2 separate regions of the Homo sapiens genome follow, and region 2 is linked to region 1. Evidence: chromatin contacts called from ENCODE Hi-C or POLR2A ChIA-PET data. All regions are on one chromosome and are shown on one strand. Each heading gives the region's core, a stretch centred on a gene start or an enhancer-like site at or near the end of the contact. The rest is flanking DNA. Distances are from core to core; before and after follow the strand shown.

What was found. A loop is a pair of places that touch in the nucleus more often than their neighbours do. ChIA-PET counts read pairs that join two places held with the same protein, here RNA polymerase II (POLR2A). Pooled maps may share reads with other maps.
Region 2: a pooled map shows a loop between it and region 1 (4-fold over the local background). The contact joins two enhancer-like sites. A Hi-C loop is called at or near these places in 6 of 50 pooled maps. POLR2A ChIA-PET finds 5 or more read pairs at or near these places in 2 of 52 experiments (Caco-2 and activated CD8-positive, alpha-beta memory T cell).

Annotation. Positions count from the first base shown.
Region 1 is chr1:116,149,238-116,156,792 of GRCh38, reverse strand. No RefSeq gene overlaps it. Among named protein-coding and RNA genes, the nearest start is that of MAB21L3, 42 kb to the right of the region's middle. RefSeq lists a silencer at 4,287-4,706. Within about 2 kb of position 4,657, at least 20 of the 41 ENCODE cell types and tissues checked have a DNase peak (open chromatin) inside an H3K27ac peak, as active enhancers do.
Region 2 is chr1:116,552,021-116,559,575 of GRCh38, reverse strand. The region is part of intron 1 of CD58 (CD58 molecule); the gene reads left to right. It overlaps LOC105378925 (a long non-coding RNA gene), which reads right to left. Exons shown (of 3, transcript XR_947739.2): 3 at 1-7,555. Among named protein-coding and RNA genes, the nearest start is that of MIR548AC, 4.3 kb to the left of the region's middle. RefSeq lists enhancers at 949-998, 2,675-2,969, 2,743-2,992. Within about 2 kb of position 2,840, at least 19 of the 41 ENCODE cell types and tissues checked have a DNase peak (open chromatin) inside an H3K27ac peak, as active enhancers do.

The DNA.
Region 1 (7,555 bases), core at 3,408-5,907:
CGAGTGAGGAATGTGCTGATGAAAGATTGCTTATATTTGAGTAACTCCCCCTTCTTTAGTTCAGTGAACACTCATCAAATATCCAGTGGGTTATCTGTCCAAGAAACTGTGTATATGCTGTCTTTGTCAAAGAAGCAGATTTTAAAGGCCAAGAGCCATTTTCAAGGGACTTAATTTTAAAACGGAATAACAGCTCAAGATGCTGCAAGGAACTTTTGCCAAAACTCTAGAGCCCATCCGGACACTTTGGACAAGCAAGGGGCAAATTTATTTCCTAGCGGTCACCAGCATAGTCCTTACCCTATTGAAAGCACATCATGTTGGAGTGATAATGTGTTTCAAGAGGCTTAATTCTGGATGAAACATCTGGAGGCTAAGTCATTTGCTACCACTCTAACCCCATGGGAATCTGTCTGACATAGGGAATACAGAGATGAGTGAATTCTAGAAAGCACAGAAGATGTGAAGTTGGGTCTGAGACAGTATTGGAATAGGGCAGTGGGCTAAGGGAGACCTTTGCAGGATCTTTGCAATCTGTGTTTGGTGAGTAGAAGGTATGGGTAAGCCACATTTCACACACTGGCACTAGCAAATCATAGCCAAGGGCAAGAGATGACTTCATCTTATGCCATATTTTCTGGGAGCAGGAGGCAATAGAGGATGCTTTTTAGGGAAGGCAATTGTATGGCTCCTGTGCTTGAAGCAACAAATTCTAATGGTTGGAAGGAGCGCAATTCTGGGAGTACATTTTTTAGGGGAGAGTAAGAAAGGGCACAGTTGCTTCTCAGGTAGCGTGAGGTTGAGAGCCCAGGATTCTTTCTTCCTTAAGAATCCAGAACAAGAGATTTAAAAATAATATTTTTAAATATTCCTATATCCAAAGATTTCTGCTTTTGGAGGCAGATAGCCTACTTTCGTGTCCTCCAAACAAAGCCAGTATAAGAACTTAGGATACTCCTGAATTAATTTTATGATTTTGGGGTGCTGAATTTGTCATTTAGTTTTCCAAGTCTGTGAGGCAGGTTTTATGATCCCCATTTTACAGATGAGGACATTAAGGCTCAGAGAGATTCAGGAACTTGTCAAAACCTCCCAACCATTATGTGGCAGGGCAGGGACTAAATCCCAGATCCATGCAGTGCCCTTCCCCTGCCCCATGTTGCCTCTCCTATCTCGAGTGAGGCTCTTACACAGAAAAACACCTCTAGGCACCTCTAGGGATTGCAAAGTTGACAACCTTTGACAAATGCAAAATGAGAATATCGTTTGTGTTTTAATTAGTAAGATATTAATAGGTGCTCCACTCCTGACCTGGAGTATTTGTTTAAATGTTTTTCAAATCCTTCTCTTTCTTTCTTGCTTCCCTCCCTCCATCCCTTCCTTCTTTCCTTTCTTCTTCCCTTCCTTCCACAAATGCACTCTGAGGGGGTATTACACGGATGAGGTGATGTCAGGCACTGTGGAAGTCACAATGATAAATGAGACTCAGATTCTTCCCTCAGAGGGTGTTCAAGGTAGCATTTAATTGCAAAAAGGCATACTACAAGTAGACTGTAATAAAGGTCAACCACTCCAAGAGCGCCTCCATCGCCCTTACTAGGATCTACCCTTTGTTTGTTTGCTTCCTTTTGTTCTGTCACCCACCAACAGCAAGCTCCCTGTGAGTAGGAATGCATCCTTCCTATTCGCCATTGAATTCTCAGGGCCTGGAACAGAACCTGGCACATAGTTGGTGCTCAATAAATATTTGTTGGCTGAAAAAATAAATGAGAAATTGATCTTAAGTGGGATCTCCTGGGAAATTTCAAGGTAAAAGTATCATTTGAACTCGGCCTTAATGAAGAAGTAGAGTTTTCATAGGCAGGTATGGGAGCTGTGCATGTTCCAGAGAGAATGTGAAGAGTATGGAGACAGACGAGAAAAGCTGGCCTGTGTGTGAAGGACACTGAGTTTGGCTGAAGTGTAAGGAGTGGGTGCAGGAGGGAAGTTAGGTTAAGGCTATATCATGGAGGTCCCGAATGGCAATTGTTTGCTCAGCTGGCAAAAGAAAACCATTCAAGTTTCTGTAGCAGGGGAGAGGCTTGCCGGAGCTGTGGGTGAGTGCGATGATCTGGTAGTGACACTTTGTATGTGTCAGAGTGGGGAGAGAAAGGAAAAAGGAGGGGAGGTTGTTGGGCATGCTGGATGTGGTGGCAAGAGCCCATGTGAGGGGGTCAAGGGCCTGAGCTGGACAGAAGCTGTGGGACTATGAAGAGGAGGGCTCTTCGCAGCCAGATATTCAGGTCTCGGGAACTCACTGAATGTGGAAGCTGTTGGATAGCGAGACATTAAAGACGATATTGATGTTCCCAGCTCAGATGCCTGAAGGAGAGAAAGGGAAGTCAGAGTTAGGCTGAGAGGAGGAGAAGAAAGGAGAGGTGATGTGTTTGGTTTGTGCATCTTGAGTTTGAGTGCCCAGTGGGATACCTAGTGAAAATGTCCAGCCAGTTGTCAGAATGTCAGAGGTAAGGGTGTGGCCCAACAAGGCCTTCTAATCACTGAGCCAAAAATAGTTAATGGAACAGAGCTGGGGAGCCTGTTAAGGCAACCTGCAGGATTACAGGCTGCAGAGCATTAGCCTTTGAAGAGAACTTGGAGCTTACTCCCCAGCCTCTGCACAGAAGGGGAATCTGAGGCCTAAAGAAGTTGGGTGGCTTGTCCAGTTTACATAGCCAATTTGACCTCCCAAATTATTATAGGAGGTCAATTAACTTTTAGGTGATTGAAATATTAAAATAGAAAAGCTCCACACTTGCATCTCTCTAAGAGCAAAGCTGTTTAGAGTACTGTACCAATGAAATTTCCAAAATCCATCTCTCAAAGGGCAAAGCTGGTTACAGTACTGTACCAATGAAATTTCCAGAATCCATCTCTCAAAGGGCAAAGCTGGTTAGAGTACTGTACCAATGCAATTTCCAAAGTCCATTTCTCAAAGGGCAAAGCTGGTTAGAGTACTGTACCAATGAAATTTCCAGAATCCTCTCTGTTGGTAAACTTAGCTGCCACCCAGATGACAGCAGGGGCCTAAGGAATCAGGTGCAGGGTGGGTGATGGCTTGGATTTTATTGATTTTTTGGTTTTGGTATGTTTTTGTCTCCTGGGGTCTCCTGTATATAGTACTCCATGAAGGCCACAGCTTTGGAAGATTAATTTGTTTTCAGTCTTCAATTTATAGCCTCTCACTGAGAAAATGTTTCTAAACTCCTGGGAGATGGAGGGCAAGAAGAAAACCAAGCCTTTTACTAGACCCTAAATTATTTTCTTCTTCACCTAAAGGATATGTGTCCAATTACAAACTACAAGACTTTAAAAAAAAAAAGCAAACAAAACCCCAACTACATAGCAAAGGTCATCTGGCCTGCAGAGTGAATGATTAACTTTTGTGAAAGTGATTTTTAGGATTTTTTAGAGCGTTCAAAGGTACAACTGGAAAATGTTAGCCCAGGGGCAATTGTAAGAACACCTTTCTCTACCATCTGTCACACTACGAGCTCCACCCATTCCACCATCAGGGAAGGACCTTGACCCACATCCATGTTGAGGAATGTCCTCTATGTCAAGGTCAGGGAACAGCACCCACAGAGGGTGCCTCTGGGTCCCTCTCTGCTCAACTCCCTCTCTCTTGGTTCCTGCGAGGCTCATAGGGTTGCAGGGCCCAGCAGAAGGACTGAGTCTTCCTCCTGGACTTCTGGTCCTGGTAGGCTGTGCCTTCATGTCTCTCCTGTCACCTGCACTGTAAGGAACTCATTATGACAAACGCATAAAGAATATGGCTCTGTCCACTCCAGCCCATGACCTTGGGCAAGTTCTTTTTTCTCTGTGAGCCTCCAAGTGTTCATTGGCAAAATGGGTTTATGCTGCCTACCTACTCCAAAGGAGTGCCGAGGGGATTAAATGAGATAAAGCACAAAGCCCCTAAAATATGTGCCAGGCACATAGGCAGTATCTGCAAATCTTGGTGTCCCATCCTTTCCTTTCCTGGAGCATTCTGACCCACCCACCCTCTTTATGACCTTCCTACCATGACGCCTGGCCTGGGGGTGATGGAGCGCTTAACTCCCTCCCCTCCCTTCCCTTCCCTTTCCTTTCCTTTCCCCGTGGGCATTAGTCTAAGGAAAAGGAGTCCATAAGAGCACAGCATCTTTCTTCTGTCTTCCACAGCCCCTCTAATCTTGCAGGGAAGGAGGCTGAGTGCCCTGCAGCAGCACAGATATGTCCGGATGAGCCAGTATCTATACTGGGGTAACTGTCCACCCCCCACCCCGATCCCCAGTGCTAGGCAATAAAAGAGGCCCACTGAAAAGAGGACCCAGGGAGCTGGGCGGAGCCTGTGGATCAGAGCCCCCTCGCTGGGCACTGGGTGGGCTGAGGGTTACCCCCAGGCTGCAGAGCGCGTGTGGGGGCCGCCGTCAGCTAGTCTTCCGCCTCCCGAGGGCCAGCGTGGGCGGAGGCGGCGGGGCTGCGGCTCTCGGGAACCGCAGTGTCCCAGTCTGCTCTCTGCCTTCAGCGGGAGGAATTTCCCCAGCCCTTCACGGCTCGGGGCCGCGAGGAGCCGCGGGCGCCCCCTGCCGCTTCCGAGCCGCGGCGCGCAAGGCGGCCTCCCCGTAGACCGTAGTCCCTGTGAGTCTTCCCCTCCAGCCTCAGCCCTGCGCGAGTCGGGGCGTCCGCTCCCCTCTCTCTTGCTCCTCGCTGCTCCTTCAAGAGCCCGCGTCCTGGTCACAGACAGCACAAGTCACATATGGCGGTCCCTGGACAGAGAGAGTCAATGGCAGGGAGCCTTCTTGATGCCCCTCACATCTCACTGTGGGGCAAAGAACATCCTGGAAAGAGGCAGGAGAGAGGAGGAGAGAAGGGCCAGGGCCTCCATGGAGGGGCTGTGACAGCAGGAGAGGATGGGAGCCCAGGCTCTGCTTCCTTTGTACCCCCGGCCACCAAAGGACCCAGACTGTGCCTGTCCCTACACCGGTGCAGCCTTCCTTGCTCACCCGGTCCCTCAGACCTAAACCACACTTTGGGGTACTCTGTGGTAAGCACCCCAGTGTGTTGAGTGCTCAACCTAATATCCCTCTATCCATCCTATAGAGGGAGGTTACATTTTGCATTAGAAGCAAGAATCCTGCTTAGGTGGTGAAGGTGGTTTTTTCATTTGCCGTAACATTCTCTCTCACAGAGAGCACTGCTCACTCCGGCCTTTGTATTCTGAGCATTCGTAGGTCGGTCCTCACAGGAGATTCATAGGTTACAAAGTCTGAGAACATAATATATATGCTCACGAAAGAAAGTTACATCGCCAAAAATAAAGCTGGTTGAATGAGAGGAAATGAATGGTCTAGACTCAGAGACAAAGAGAACCAAGACCAGTACTGTTTGTCTCCGTGCTTGGCAGGAAGGGAGGGTGAAAGCCTGAACTCTTTTCTGATGTGCTTTGTTTAAATGCAGTGTGTGTGTGTGTGTGTGTGTGTGTGTGTGTGTGTGTGTGTGTGTGTGTGTTGTTCAGTCTACATGTTGCACGTTGGAACCCAGTTAAGCTAGGCATGTCCAGCAAACACCTGCTACAAAGTATCCACCAGTGCCCACAGTTGTCAGTGGCTGCTGTGATGAGCTGCCAGGCTGGCCCCTCTGCAGCATGAGTGTGCATTCTCAAGCTCTGCTGCATCAAGCTGTGTTCTGCATAGTGAGGACAGCCAGGCCCTTCTGGGAAAACAGGCTTCTGGAGCCAGAGGCAATTTTTCTTTCTCTAAAACTAAAGATGTGGGATTCTTCAGACTCTCAAAATGTTACTTTGTAGAGGAAAGAGCCTGGCCTGAGAATTAGAAGACCCGGGTTCAAATCCAAGCCCTGCCACAAAGCAGATACATATTATGGAGCAAAATCATGTATTCATCCATTCCTTCATGCAATTATCTATTTAACAACTATTCATTGAGCTCTTACCCACTGAGCATTGTTCCAAGTGCCGGAGATATAATACAACAGTGAATAAGACAAGCCCTCTCCCGGCATAGAGTTTATATTTATTCTAATAGGAGAACCAGCAAACCACTATGGGGAGAGTGAAGTATGGTGCAGGGCAAGAGTGCTGGGGGCTAGCTGTGTTAGGCTGTTCGGGGAGGGTTGGGACATGTCAGCATGGAGCATGGGATTTCTGAGCAAAGGGGGAAACAGGTACTGAGGCCCTGGGCAGGATGGAGCTTGGGTGTCTGAAGCAAAGCAAGGAAGCCAGTGTGGTATGGTTGGAACAGTGTGAAGGAGCGTGGTAGTTGGCGAGGAAAGAGAGAATGGCCCAAGTCAGATCACATAATCCTTGTGGGCCTTGGTGGGGAGTTTCCCTTTTTTTTTCCTAAGAGATGAGAAGCTATTGGGAGGATGAGAGCAGGGAAAATAAGCATGATTGAGTTTGCAGGTTGCCCCCCTTGCTCTTGTGTGGGGAGGACTGGTGTGAGGTCGGGGGGCAAGAGTAGGTCTGCAGCAGTCTGGAAGAGAGAGGCATGACCTGGCCTGGGGTGGGCTGACCTGCAGGGTATGAGGCCTACCTGGACTACATGGAGAAAGGAGAGCCAAGGGATGTGCTGGTGGGTTGAATATGGTGGGTGGTGGCCTCAAGGCTAACTCTTGGGACTCTGGCTGAAGCATGTGGCTGAAGTGACACTGTTTACTGAGGCGATGGGAGCTTTGAGAGGGAAAATCAGGAGTTCAGCCTGGGACATAATGCATTTGCTTTGAGCAAATCATTTTCCCTCCTCTCTTTGGACCTCTGCCTTCGCATCTGTAAAATGAAGGGGTTGGCCCAGTTGATAACCAGCATCTCTTCTGTGGTGATTAGAGCTATTTTTTTTTCTAATTTCCTGTGTTCTTTCAAATCTACCAATATATTCTGAATTCAGAGAATAGAAATGATGGGACTGTTTTAATTCTCTTTGGGGGTGAGAAGAAGAGATGAAACAAGCCTGTGTGTCCCATGAGGGGTCCCACAGAGGCCGATGTCCTGACAACCATGAGGGAGAGAGCATGGGAGGAGGGCGAGGCGAGCCAGTCAGGGCAGAGGACACAGGCAGGGAAGGACGACCCAAAATGTGTGACTGGCAACAATTTGAGTTAAACTTCATTTCCAACACTTCCTAGGTTTGCATTTTAGAAGATTCAAGGGCATCTGAAAGGAAAACTATTTTAGACTTTCAATTACAAACTACCTCAGTTTGTGGCTTAGTGGAAAGAGAGCTGGCCTGGTAGTCATCACTAACTCTCTAAAGCCCAAGATAGTCATTCAGTCTGTATGGACCTCATCATATCTACTCTACATTTTTTTTTTAATTTTAAACACTTTTACTGTATCTTCAAGATAGAAAATTCTGTGATTCTATTGCCTTAAATAACTAATAAATGAAAAGTCCAAGAACTTGGAGATCTAAAATGATAGCTTTGAAGAAGTATTGCAAACATTTTTATTCAACACATATTAATTGTGTACTTACTAATGTGCCAGGCTGTGTCCTCAGCTCTAAAGATACAACCCTGA
Region 2 (7,555 bases), core at 1,591-4,090, 400 kb before region 1:
TGGTGGTGTGGCTGAAATCAGTAAATCTCTGTCTTAAGGAAATAAGAGAAGTCACTAACTGGGACCGGCTAAGGGTGGAATCGATCAGGAAAAAAGAGGAATGGCCCCAACCAAGGCATCTGATGTTCTGGCCAACAGTGCAGGCTCTGGGGCCGACTGCCTGTGTCTGGACACCAGCTCTGCCCCTTGCTAGCTGAGTGAATGCAGTCAGCTGACCCTCTCAGTCCATTTCTTCATCTGTAGCCTGGTGCTTCGGAATCTTTGACCTTCTCTATCAACCAAGTGTCCAGCGGAGCAAACCACCTTACTTTGATAGGCGTGTTCTCAAGAAATAACTCCTTTCTCACTCTCACCCCAGATGTTCTTAGGCTCGCTCCCCTGCTTTTCTGGACTCTGCTCAGATGCCAACTTATGACTGCCCCCCATGCCATCCAACTCCTTTCCTTACCAGTACTCCTCAGCCCCCACACTCTGCTTTATTTTTCTCTATAGCACTTAACATCATCCAACATCATCCAAATAAAAGATATTTACTTTTTCATTTATTATGTTCTTCCCTCCACTGAAAAATAGACTCCAAGAGGGCTGGGATTTTGTCTGTTTTGTTCATTGCTATATCCTGCCTGCTTATTTCAGTGTCTGGCACATAGGCAGGACTCCATGAACATTTGATGAACAAATAAATGAATAATAAGAACTACCTCAGAGTTGAGTTGAGGATTAAATGAGTTAATACACAAACAGCTCTTGGAACAAGTGCTTGTCACATAGTAAGCCTGCAGTGAATCTTCGTGCTGCTGCTACTGTTAAATATTATTACTGAGGCTGAGCTGGCCTAGGGCTCCTTGGATTGGACTTGCTAAGAGCTAGGCAAGAGTCACAACTGTATGAAACTTGATTGAGTTAAAACAAACAGTGCTACTCCTCTTTATTATCTCCATGCCTGGTAAGCACATTTTCTACCCCCAAAATTGGGACTGACTAATATGAGAATATTTATGGCCTTAATAGGACAGGTTATTTGATACAATTACTAGCCTAGACATTTTAGGAGATTGGCCGCTCCTCAATACTATAAATGCATATATGGGTGTGTAGATAGAGATGTTGCTTCCCAGATTGCCACACATCCTGATACTGCAAGTAGGCATCAACTGAAAATGTGCCGTGATGTGAAGACCAAACGCAGAGAAGTGAGAGGGACAAGGCTGTGCTCAGTGACCCATATCCAGATGAGAAATCCATCTGCTCACTTGGGAGCAAAAATGCCCCAAGACCCTGCTATCTCTGGGCTTGCACGAGGCTTTAAATGAATCACCATTATGATGTCTTATATTCAGAGGGAAATACCAATATTCATATATTCAGGTACTGAAACTTTTAAGGGAATTTTTCTTTTTTCTTTCTTTTTTTTTTTTTTTTGGTCAAATGAACTTTTACTTTACCTGCTAAAATCTGCAGGCAGTGTGAGCCTTAAAATATTTTAGAGAGAGAGAGAGAAGTATCTTAAAATTACATTGTTTATTTCTAAGAACAAACTCAAGAAAACCCTTTCCTTCAAATCCCGGAAGAGTGATTAGCTTGTCTCTAAGGTATGGCATTGGCTGGGCATGGTGGCTCATGCTTGTAATCTCAGCACTTCAGAAGGCCCAGGGAGGAGGATCACTTGAGCCCACGAGTTTGAGATCAGCCTGAGCAACATAGTGAGACCTTGTTTCTACAAAAAATATAAAAATTAGCTGGGCGTGGTGGCATGCAACTGTAGTTCTAGCTACTTGGGAGGCTGAGGCAGAAGGATCACTTGAGCCCAGGAGGTTGAAGCTACAGTGAGCCACGATTGCACCACTGCACACCAACCTGGGTGACAGAATGAGACCCTGTCTCCAAAAAGAAAAAGGAAGGAAGGAAGGAAGGGGAGGGAAGGAGGGAGAGAGAGAGGGAAAGAAAGAGAAAAATAAAAAGAAAGAAAAGAAAGAAATGACATCAGTGAACCTCCTCAAACCATAGCGAGGCTGTTAAGTTTGATTGGGGCTGACATCCATGAGTGGGTACAAGTTTATCTGGTGTGGTGCCCTGCATCCTATAACACTTAGTTGGTAAAATCTACTTAAACTTGAGAGGGAACATCTCAAAAGGGACAGCTGTGGAGTTGGGAAGGTGGAGCCCGCAGGTCCTCCCATCTTGCTTTGGTGATGAGGCAGAAAGTGGGGCTGAAAAACTGAGTCTGTTTTGGTTGTATATGAGGGCTCCTGAGCCATTTTATTTTTAAGCTCCAGTTAAACTTCTTTCTCCATCTCTCCTTACGAAGTCCTCCTTCTTCAGCCAGGTTCCACAGCAATTTGGGATTTCACAAAGCCCAGGGTTTGGGGTGACTGTCAAATTTTGCTATTCTGTCAGGAAGCCTTATCTTTTGAACTACATTTAAGTTGTATTTTAATCATTTTAGTTAATTCATTCAACAGATATTTATTGAAAGTCCATATGCCAGACATATGGGGATACAGCCAAAAACAGGAACACCTTTGTCCTTGTCCTGATAGGGCTAGCCTGGCTGGGGTTACCCCTAAGCTCAGATTTGAATTAGTTGCCAACTTTCAAGAACAGGAATTTTCACACAAAATGTGAATATCTGGCTTTTTTTGAAAAATTGGGAACCTGGCAATGGTGGGCCTCTGTTTCCACATGGCAGGAGCTGAGGCACAGCTCCTGTTTCCACATGGCAGGCCCCTCCCTGTAGGCTCACTGGTGCGCAAGTCCTCACCAGTCCCTTCTGACTCACACTTGGCCCGCTGGTATCTCCTCTGTGGGTGGAATTGCTGGTCTTCGTCTAATGCGTCATTTGCCACAGTTCTGTTTCTTTGTGACTCCTTTGTTTGCTCGTTTTCTTTTTATTGTTTCTGGTCTGGCTTTTTCTTCCTTGACTGGAGTCTTGCTCTCTGAGGCCCTCTTCAGCTCTAGCATTCGATGATTTGGAAACCACAGAGCTTAGTGCCTCACCTGTAGGTTTGGAGGTGTGCTTAACTCAGTTTGACTTTCTCATTTGCAACATCTGCTGTTCCAATGCTGTCTATAGATTGTATCCTGAGAAACCCTGCATCATGTCACTATCTTTAAGAGCCTTATGCCATGTAGCAAGCTAAATAAGAAACAATGGTTAAGAGCACTGATTCTGCAGTCAGATTGTCCAGGTTCAAATCTGGCTTCATTACTTAACATTGTTGTGCCTCAGTTTCCTCACCTGCAAAATAATAAGGTTAGAAATAAAACCTTCTTAATATGTTTTTAGGATTCTGATTTTTTTTTTTTTTTTTTTTTTTTTTCTGAGATGGAGTCTTGCTCTGTCACCCAGGCTGGAGTGCAGTGGCACAGTCTTGGCCACTGCAACCTCCACCTCCCGGGTTCAAGCGATTCTCCTGCCTCAGCCTCCCATGTAACTGGGATTACAGGCGAGTGCCACCACGCCCAGCTAATTTTGTATTTTTAGTAGAGACGGGGTTTCACCATGTTGGCCAGGCTGGTCTGGAACTCCTGACCTCAAGTGATCCACCTGCCTTGGCCTCCCAAAGTGCTGGGATTACAGGCATGAGCCACTGCTCCCAGTGGTGAGTACCTATTTATAGAGCCCTTGCAACAGTGCCTGGCACAGAGCCAGGGCCATACAAGTGTTAGATTAAGTAAAAAAAAAAAGTACCAGTCAATCTGAATCTCAGGCCCTGAGTAATAATTTGCAGAGGAATTTGTGCTGGGGGTTGAGAGTTCCTTTTCATTAACCCATAGTTAACGGTGACCAGATTTTCTAAATAAGAAATCAGGATACTTCATCTATAAAACTTGGGTTCCAGTTACAACTTCAGGCCATACAAAAAGAACTATTAAAATTGAGGTGTTGATGTTTTGTAGAAACACTGCAACAGAATATTTGAGATCAGACCTGTTTTTAGATATGTGATCACTCTATACATGTAGTGCTGATTAGGTATTAGGTACCCTCATATCTTTATTTAAAAAAAATTCAAAATTCTTCAAAACAAAAAAACCTTCAAAAATTATCTGGCTAGCATAGAAAATCTTTTTAGGCGATCACTGATAAAATTTTTTCCCTCCCTCCATCTCTCTTTGCTTTTAAACAGCAAAAACTCACCCCATGCCCAGTTCTCACCCAGTTAATTCAGACAGTGTGAATACCTTGATGTTGACCTAACTCATTAAAAGAAAAAGAGAGAAAACCTTTGAAAGCCTATTCCATGTCAACCAGTGTAAAAAGACTCTCAATTTTATTCAAACCTGAAAACAATCTTTTATGGTGGGCATTATGATTTCTACTTCACAGCTGAGGAGATCTAGTGTGGGGAGGCCTTTGGGAGTTCACCCTGGGCCTTGCTGGCTTCAAAATCTGGGCACTCTCTGTTCTGCACTCTGGCATGGTTATTAGCGTCCCTACAGTCCCTTTTCTGACCACTCAGTGGTATCAGCAAAGCAACAAACTCACTGTTGACACCATTCCTTTGCTCCTATTTGTGTATTCATTCATTCATTCATTCATTCGTTCATCCATGGTTTGTGACCTTTGAGAAAAAACTCACTCCCCTTTCTTCTATTGTTCTTTTGTTCATTAGAAATTATCTTAGCAACTTACTTTAGTGTTGGCCTTGGAAGTGCAACAGAAAAGACTTTACTGTAGGAAGGAAATAATAGATATACCCATGCACACAAAGTAGAGGTAGATATTAGTTTTAGAGACAGTTCTTAACAACTCCTCCTCTTGGTTGAATAATTCTATTTAAAAAAAATTTACATAGTTTTAATATTATAATAGTAATAGGATATTTGTCTTCAAAAGTAACATATTTTTCAATGTGACCTGTATTAAGTAATAAGTAATAAATTGAAATCTCACCATCACCACAATCTCTAAAGTAACCGTGGTTACTTTAAAAACAACCACTGTTAATCATTTAGGGTGTCTCTTTCCAGTCTAAAAAAAGAGCAAGTGAGAATGCATGTACACATGTATTCATGTCTTTTTATAGTTAAAATATATATATATTTTTTGGTAGAGACAGGGTCTCACTACATTGCCCAGGCTGGTATCAAACTCCTGGGCTCAAGTGATCCTTCCACTTTGGCCTACCAAAGTGCTAGAATTGTAGGCATGAGCCACCACATCTGGCCTCTTTATTGTTTTTAAAAAGAGGAATATTCTGCATATATATTTCTATAACTTTTTATTTTTAATATTAAGAAATTTTCCAAATTCCCAATAATAAAAGGAGAATATCCTGTTTCCTTTTTTAAAATAACCACATAGTAAGCCATGGCATAATACTAAATTGTTTAACTATTAGACTAGATTATTATTTACTAGTATAGATAACTTTAAAATGAATATCATTATGCATATCTCTTTATGTAGGTTATACTATTGTTTTATTTGTTAACATCCTGAATAAATATCACCCAGATCCCAGTATTCAGTGAAACTACAGGTTCTTTTAGAGCATAAGCAAAAATAAATTGTATGCATGTGTTTTTGTATGTGTGTTTAATTCTGCTTACATTTGAATTTTCTTCCATCTTTTTCCTACTATCTGAGTAATATCACTAGTGCCTTTTATTCAGTCAAGTCTCCACATGTTGACTCTTGTCTTGGAGTTATGATGCCATCCCCCTCCTGGCCTTTCTTCTACTTCCCAGGTCTCTCTCAGTCTCCTTAGCCAGTGTTTTCCCCTCTAGCCAAGCTTTAAAGCACAGGTCCAAGCTGCCTTTTCCCACTTCATACGCTCTCCCAAGGTGATGGTCCTAATGGCCTCCATTGGAGCCACTAGAAATGTGATGACTCCCAAATCTGTATCCTTTCCTGTGAGTCCCAGACCTGTGTACTTAGCAGCTACTGGGCATCTTTGCTTGGATGTCTCACAGACCCCTCACACTGAACAGTGTCAAACTGAAAGCATGATGTTCCAGGCCAGTCTTAGTCTTCCTGCTGTGTTTCCTTTCTTAGGGAAAGACACCACAACCCACCTAGGAGGAAGTAAGAGCTGTGATTCATCCTGGCCCTCCTGGCACCTCCTCTCCTCCTCCTTTACCCCATATGCTGTCAATCATCTAGTTCTCCCAGTTTTACCTCCCTAATGTCTCTTGAACCACTTTGCCTAGCACAATGCTGCCTCTTGACCAGTCTGAAATTGCTGTCTGATGGATCTCTTGCTATCTAGTCTTACCCCTCCCATCAGTCTTCCACACCATAGCCAGAAAAGATAAACACTTTCATTATGTAAAAATATAGAAACTTTGTATGGAAGATATTCATTTAGTAAATTCAATAGGCAAAGGCTGTATTTGAAAAAAAACTATAATACAGATAAAAATATATAACATATAAGGAGCCTTTAAACTTTGAGAAGAAAAAAACAAACAATCTAATACAAAAAAAGAGGATGTGAAAAGACATTTCTCAGAAAAAGAAATCCAAATCAACAAGCAGAAGAGATGCTTAAATTTTTAAAGGTTGGGAAAATGCAAATTCAAGTATCAATGAAATGTCACTATTTGCCCAAAAATTAAACATAAAAAAAAAATTACCTAATGCTGTCAGGAGTCCAAGGAAAGGGCAACTCAGGCATTACTGATGGAGATGTAAATTGCCAAAGTCTTTTTTGTAAACAATGCAGCAACTTCTATTAAAATAAAAAAAATCTATTTACCTTTTGATGTAGCAACTCCCAGCTCCACTCTACTCCCACATAAATATGAAACCATAAATACATCAGGACATATGTACAGGATAGTTATTGCGGTGTAACTGCAATAGACAAAGCTAGCCACAAAAGGAGTGTTCATCAGTGGTGGATGGCAGATTAATTATGGTTCCCTCATGCTCTGGAATATTATGTAGTTATTAAAAAGAATAAAGTATAGCTATACCAGTTGATTTCAAGGAGATTTTATGACATATTAATGGAAAGGCGGGATGTAGAGAAGTGTGCATAAGACCATTTTTATTAAAGAATGGTAAATCCCTCAGGCACACCTCCTTTTATTGCATTTCACTTTATTGCACTTCACAGATAATGTGCTTTTTACAAATTGAAGGTTCGTGACAACCCAGCTTTAAGCAAGTCCATCAGTGCCTAACTTTATGTTTTGTCTCTCTGTTACATTTTAGTAATTCCCACAATATTTAACGCTTTTTCATTATCATATCTGTTATGGTGATCTGTGATCAGTGATCTTTGATGTTACTGTTGTCATTGTTTTGGGATGCCAAGAACCATGCGTATAAGACGGTGAACTTAATTGATAAATGCTATGTGTGTTCTGACTGCTCCACTGACTGGCTGTTCTCCCCATCTTTCTCCTTCTCCTGGCCTCCCTTGTCACCTGAGACAATGATACTGAAATTAGGCCAATTTAATAACCCTGCAATGGCTTCTAAGTGCTCAAGTGAAAAGAAGAGTTGCACTGTCTCTCACTTTAAATTAAAAACTAGAAATGATTAAGCTTAGTGAGGAAGGCATGTGAAAAGCCATGACAGGTGGCCGGGCGTGGTGGCTCA